Regions from separate parts of the Homo sapiens genome. Here region 2 is linked to region 1. The links are chromatin loops, found by intact Hi-C in ENCODE. Cell type or tissue: GM12878. All regions are shown on one strand. Each heading gives the region's core, and the rest is flanking DNA. Links, peaks and the distances in the headings are about the cores only.

Evidence for each region. Hi-C counts contacts between places; a loop is a spot of excess contacts. Peaks named below come from ENCODE experiments on the same cell type or tissue, not always from the same donor. Only the 100,000 strongest peaks of a DNase experiment are listed, where the experiment ranks them.
Region 2: it touches region 1 in a loop (7-fold over the local background); 8 of 110 quality-filtered maps call a loop at or near these places.

What each region holds. Positions count from the first base shown.
Region 1 is chr11:32,104,764-32,107,677 of GRCh38, reverse strand. It overlaps RCN1 (reticulocalbin 1), which reads right to left. Exons shown (of 6, transcript NM_002901.4): 6 at 1,956-2,914. Among named protein-coding and RNA genes, the nearest start is that of RCN1, 15 kb to the right of the region's middle. RefSeq lists an enhancer at 1,414-1,683. In GM12878, for the core only: no CTCF peak of the experiment used is centred there; a DNase peak (open chromatin) is centred at 1,547; H3K4me3 peaks cover 1,149 bases; H3K27ac peaks cover 2,227 bases.
Region 2 is chr11:32,172,292-32,175,205 of GRCh38, reverse strand. No RefSeq gene overlaps it. Among named protein-coding and RNA genes, the nearest start is that of SNORA88, 30 kb to the right of the region's middle. In GM12878, for the core only: a CTCF peak has its summit at 1,587 (motif pointing right); a DNase peak (open chromatin) is centred at 1,570.

The DNA of each region.
Region 1 (2,914 bases), core at 288-2,787:
CAAACAGGTGAAGAAAACCTTCAGGTATGGCAGATTTTCTAACTACATTTTTGTGACACTTTTATTCATTCGAAAACCTACAGTAAGAGACGCGGAGTGTAAAATGTGTGTTTGTGTTTTGCTTGGACAGACAATGGCTCCTAGCAATTAATGCTTTCAGTCACATTAAGCATTAAATAATGCTTTGTGACATTACAGTATTTCCCATTACAGATCAATTTTGTAGCATTTGTTCATAATCAGACTTGAAATGTTACCTAGAAACAAAATATGTTTTCCTTGAAACAGTCAGACCTTATTAGAAATCTAAGGTTTTACAAATCACCATGTTAACAGTTTTGCCCCTAGCTAAGGTTTTCATTCTTTAGTGTTAAATTCAGCCCCAGAAGCTCTAGTATCGTTCAGGGTTAGTCTTCCAATGTGCACTGACTTGAAAGGAAAAAGTTAATGCTCCAAATATATTTAATGTCTTACTACATACAATAATAAATCAACTATATTCCTTTTTGGAGGTGAAAAATAATGTCATCACCTTTTAAATTGTTATGCTTATAATTAGGTTACACAATATTATTTTCTCATTTTTTAAAAAACAGCTTCTCATTGCTTTAAAAAAAAAGCCATATGCTTATTTCTAGTAAAGCGGAGTTATTCTCATTTCCTTACCACATAATCATATGCTGTGGATGAGCAAAGAAATAAAGAGAAAACATATGAAATTTTGAGATTTGGAGCAGCAAAACTTAAAGCTAAATGGAAGAGAACTTTGGAGCCAGGAACACCTGGAGTTGATGTCTTGCCTTGCCATTTAATCATTGTGGAATCTTGGGCAAATCGCTCAAAGTTCCCATTTAGCAATTGTTAGCTATTTTAATATTTTTTACAGAATTTTTTTCCCTGAGAGATATTCCCTTTGATTAAAGCCATCAGCCTCTCATTCATTCAGCAAATAATTCCTGAGCATTTATTGCTAATAGACTCTACTGTTCGCAGTCCCGGGAAACAGCAGTAAATCAGAAAACGAGACTGCTGGTCTCATGGTTTATATTCTAGCTTGGGAGAGACAAGCAATGTCCAAACAATATAATGTCAAGTGGTGTAGTAGGTTAGCTTGAATGAAGGCCCCCCACCAAAAGATATATCCACCTGCTAACCCCCAGAACCTGTGAATGTGATCTTACTTGGAAAAAGGGATGATGTAATTATGCACCTCAAGATGAGACCATCTTAGATAATCCAAGTGGGCTCTAAATCAAATGACAAGTGTGCTTATAAAAGACACACCAAGGGGAGACACAGAGAAAGGAGAGGAAGGCCTTGTGAAGACAGAGGCAGAGATGACGCAGTGGAGTGATGTAGCCACAAGCTAAGGAACTCCAAGGAGTCACCAGAAGCTGGAAGAAGCAAGGAGGCATTTTCCCTAGTGCCTTCAGAGGCAGAGCAGCCCTGCTGACACCTTGACTTCAGACCCTGGCCTCCAGAACCGTGTAAGTTTCTGTCACTGTAAATCCCCCACTTTGTGGCAATTTGGACAGAAGGCATGGAAATGAATACAAATAGTAATGCATGCCAAGAAGAAAATAAAATGGGGATGTGAAACCGAGATTCGAGTTGGGATTACTTTAAATAGTGGGGTCTGGAAAGCCCCCCTGAGGAAGTACCATGTGTTACCCGAGGGCGTGAGAGATGGGTATTCTGAATGTGAGGGGGCAGCAAGTGCAAAGGGCCCAACCTGGGAATGACCTTGGTGTGTCTGAGGACTAGAAAGTCTCTGGGGCCAGACTATAGGCGGTATGAAAGGGACAGTGGTAAGGAGATGATGCTACTGCTGGTAGGGGCCAGATCCCATAGGCCTCCTCCTACAGCGCCTCATAGGCCCAGGGAAGAAGTCCAGATTTTCCAGGTGCAACCTTTTTCAGGAAGATTTTATAGTTAAAATGACCTAGAAAAGTAAAGGCATTAAGTACATACATTTATTAAATTAGTAAATATGAGTCTATTCTGAACATTCTAGTAATTGGATGAAAAAAAACCCCAGAACCTTTATAATGTTATTCATGGGATCCAACCCCACTGTTTTATGCTATATGAATAATGTCACAAATAGCATCTGTGAAGTCAAACACCACAGGACACAGTAGAAAATCCTTAGGGGGATCCTTTATTTCATTCACTTCCTCCTTACAAGGTGAAATTTCAATCTGTACAGGTTGTGTCTGCCAGTTCAGTCCACAGCTCAGAGTATCACCTTGTCCTCATTCCATGGTATAAGCTGTTGCGGGGGGACAGGTCTGCGGGTCGTGGATTCACTGGACTGGATGGGACATGATCCAGAACTCCGCTCCGTTTGGCTTCCCAAGGATCCCACCAACTCATTCTAATCAGTGATCACTGAGGAAATGCATTGTATTCCTATTCACTATTTCAAAGATCAGGCCTACCTCATTGGCATATTAAGAAAGTTTTCTCAAGTATATTTAGTGTTTATCATTTTACTATAGTTCTTCAAATGTCTGACATTCATCTTTTCCCTACCTCTAAATTCCTTTCTTTTTCACATTATCTTTCTTGATTGCTTTTTAATAGAAAAACAAACAAAGACATGGATTTACTGTGCATATTAGCAGATCCATACTGGAAAATGCATGGAGGTTTCATATACACCACTTACAGTAAGTAATAACTCAGAGTATAAAGTCGAAAAGAAAGAATCTGAAATATTAGACTTGTTCTGAAATAAGCTTACCTAGGATGATACCACTTTCGCTTAATCAGAATTTCCCCTTTCCAACTATTTAACAGTGGCAAATATAAAAAATCTGGTAGTTAAAATACACAGCAGTCACTTCATATTACTGCCTCCCTCAACCCACTCACCTTCTGAAGAACAGGGCTTTTTCAAGTTTTGTTCCCC
Region 2 (2,914 bases), core at 179-2,678, 68 kb before region 1:
GGTGAAACCCTGTTTCTATAGAAAATACAAAAAATTAGCCGGGCATAGTGGTACATACCTGTAGTCCCAGCTACCCTGGGAGACTGAGGTAGGAGAATCACCTGAGCTGAGGCAGTCAGGCTGCTGTGAACCACCATTGTACCTCTGCACTCCAGCCTGGGTGACAGAATGAGACCCTGTCTCAAAAAAAAAAAAAAAAAAAAGAAAAGAAAAGAAAAAAGAAAAAGGGCTGGGCGCGGTGACTCACGCCTGTAATCCCAGCACTTTGGGAGGCCGAGGCAGGCAGATCACGAGGTCAGGAGATAGAGACCATCCTGGCTAACATGGTGAAACCCCGTCTCTACTAAAAATACAAAAAATTAGCTGGGCGTGGTGGCGGGCGCCTGTAGTCCCAGTTACTTGGGAGGCTGAGGCAGGAGAATGGTGTGAACCCGGAAGGCGGAGGTTGTAGTGAGCCGAGATCGTACCACTGCACTCCAGCCTGGGCGACAGATAGAGAGTCCGTCTCAAACAAAAAAAAAAAAAAGGAAAGAAAAAAGAAAAGGAGGTGGACAGACATTTTGAAGGGCATTGTTTGGCTGTCTTCTAATCTTCTTATTCATGTTTTCAGTAATAGCATGGGGCTTTATTTTCAAAATACTTTCGATTGCTAATAGTTAATAGTGAATATTCCTCAAGGGCAGTGGTTTTCCAGCAATGGGGTAGGGACCAGAACCTGGAGGGTGTGGCCAAGGGGCTGGGGGCTCTGCCCCTGCTTCTACCAGAACGCTCTGCCTTTTTGGGGCTCCACTTAAGATCTAATTTGGAAAAGAGGGTTCCACTGCTAAAAGAGTAAAAGAGAGAGATAGAGGCAAATTTAAAACCTCTGGTTTAAGGCTGGCCTTGCTGGCTTATGCCTGTAATCTCAACACTTTGGGAAATTGAAGCAGGAACATCTCTCAAGCCCAGGAGTTCAAGACCAGCCTGGGCAACATAGGGAGATCCTGTGTCTACTAAATAAATAAATAAATAAATAAATAAATAAATAAAAATTAGCTGGGTGTGGTGGCAATCTCTTGTAGTCCCAGCTACTCAGGAGGCTGAGGTGGGATGATTGCTTGAGCCCTGGAGGTTGAGGCTGCAGGGAGCTGTGATCACACCACTGCACCCAGCCTGGGCAATAGAGTAAGACCCTGTTTCAATAAATAATAAGTAAATAATAAAATTAAACCTCTGGTTGACTGCCTTCTGGTTTACAGAGTTTTCCCATGATCTCACTTGGACCTCACAGAGACTTCATCCTCCCCAATCTCTGTTTTCAGAAGAGGAAGCAAAGTTCATCAAGATGAAGAAATATATTCCTTGTTACACAGTGAGTGGCAGAGCTTGGACTTGAGCCTGAGCCTTCAGAATCCAAATTCAGGACTCCTCCCTTACAGCAGGATAGAGTAGAGTGAGAACCTAAGATCAGACTTGAAGAGGGACCTGATGTGTGATGGCACCCTGGGTGACACAAGGAAAAGTCTCCAGGGAGAGGGTGGTGGTGATTGATTAGCCGGGTGGAGGGAGAAACCTGAGATTTAATAGGCAGGACAGCAGGAGGCAGCAGTGCCCCAGAAAGGGAAGAAACCATCGGAGCCTCCAGCGTCCTGATTGCCGGCCACAGCCCTCCCAGCCAGTCCTAGCCTCTGCATCTGGGACCAGGGATCCTGCCACTGGGCATCTCCTTTCATTTTGGGATTGTCAGCCTCATTCCAGTTCTTCAGCAGGTAGGAAACTGAGTCACAGGGTACCTAAGCTGGCCAGGAATCAGCCCTGCAAATCTGAGGGCCCAGCCCACAGAGTCTCCCATGGCTTTCTGGGGAAACGATTGACGTTATGGGAGTGAAATGGGAACAACTGTGGCCCATCAGCCCCGTGTGTTTAGGGACAGCCCCTCTGGGCAGCCTCCTTTCCAGAATCTCCCACGGATCCTTTGACCACAAAGCCGTGCACACGGTCATTTCATTCACTATTAATGTGCGCCCTTCCCCTGGCGTGGCTGGCTCTTTCTTAAAGTTAACCAGTAACTGGTCTTTTTGTTATCCGATTTCTGTGAGAGGAGCCCTGCCAACAATTCTCACCAAGGGAGCACTTCTGATTTTTGTTTCCTTTCTCTTTCGGGTCTGCGGAAAACCTTTCATGTCCCTTTGTGTCCTAGAGAACGGCACGCCGCCACCCAGAATGTGCCAGCCTACTTGGCTTTCCTCAGCACTGCCGACGGCGCTCTAAACCATTCCCCTAGCATCACATTCCTGACTTCAAACAGGCCAGGGAGATTGAGAGCTCCTCGAATAAGTGGGACTTTCTGGAGATTCTCTTGGGAAGGAGTGACAGGCAGAGAGCAGGAATAATTACACTGAAAGTTTGTTATTTGCTTGCACAGTTTTCTTCCTTTGTGTGGAGTTTATTCCCGGAAGCCCAAAGAGGGGCTTGATAAACAGCAGAAAGGCTACAGAGCCAATTGGCTGGAAAAGAAATGACAATAAAAGTCGCACAGAATGAAGTCTTCTGTCAGCACCCATTTAAGTTAAACAGGTTTACATGTTGCAGCAGAGAATTAACTGTTTGATTTGCTAGAAACCAAGAGAATTTTCAGCACTTGGAGTGAGAAAAAAAAAAAATTTACTTTTAACTTAGGTCTTCAAACCTCCCTCCCCTCCAAAACCAGGACCTAATTGCAATGATTTTCCCATATGGGTCAAAGGGATCATTGGAAAGTCCAAAGGCAAGGCCCTCGGCCCTAAGGGTCTGTAGTTTGCAGCCTAGGAGTACACTCTGTGATAGAAACCTCTCCATGTCATCTCTCCTAATTTGTGCGTGTAATTGACAGCTTGTTAACAGTTCATTAGGAACACTGAAACCCATGTGGCAAAAACAAATCTATCTAGCAGAG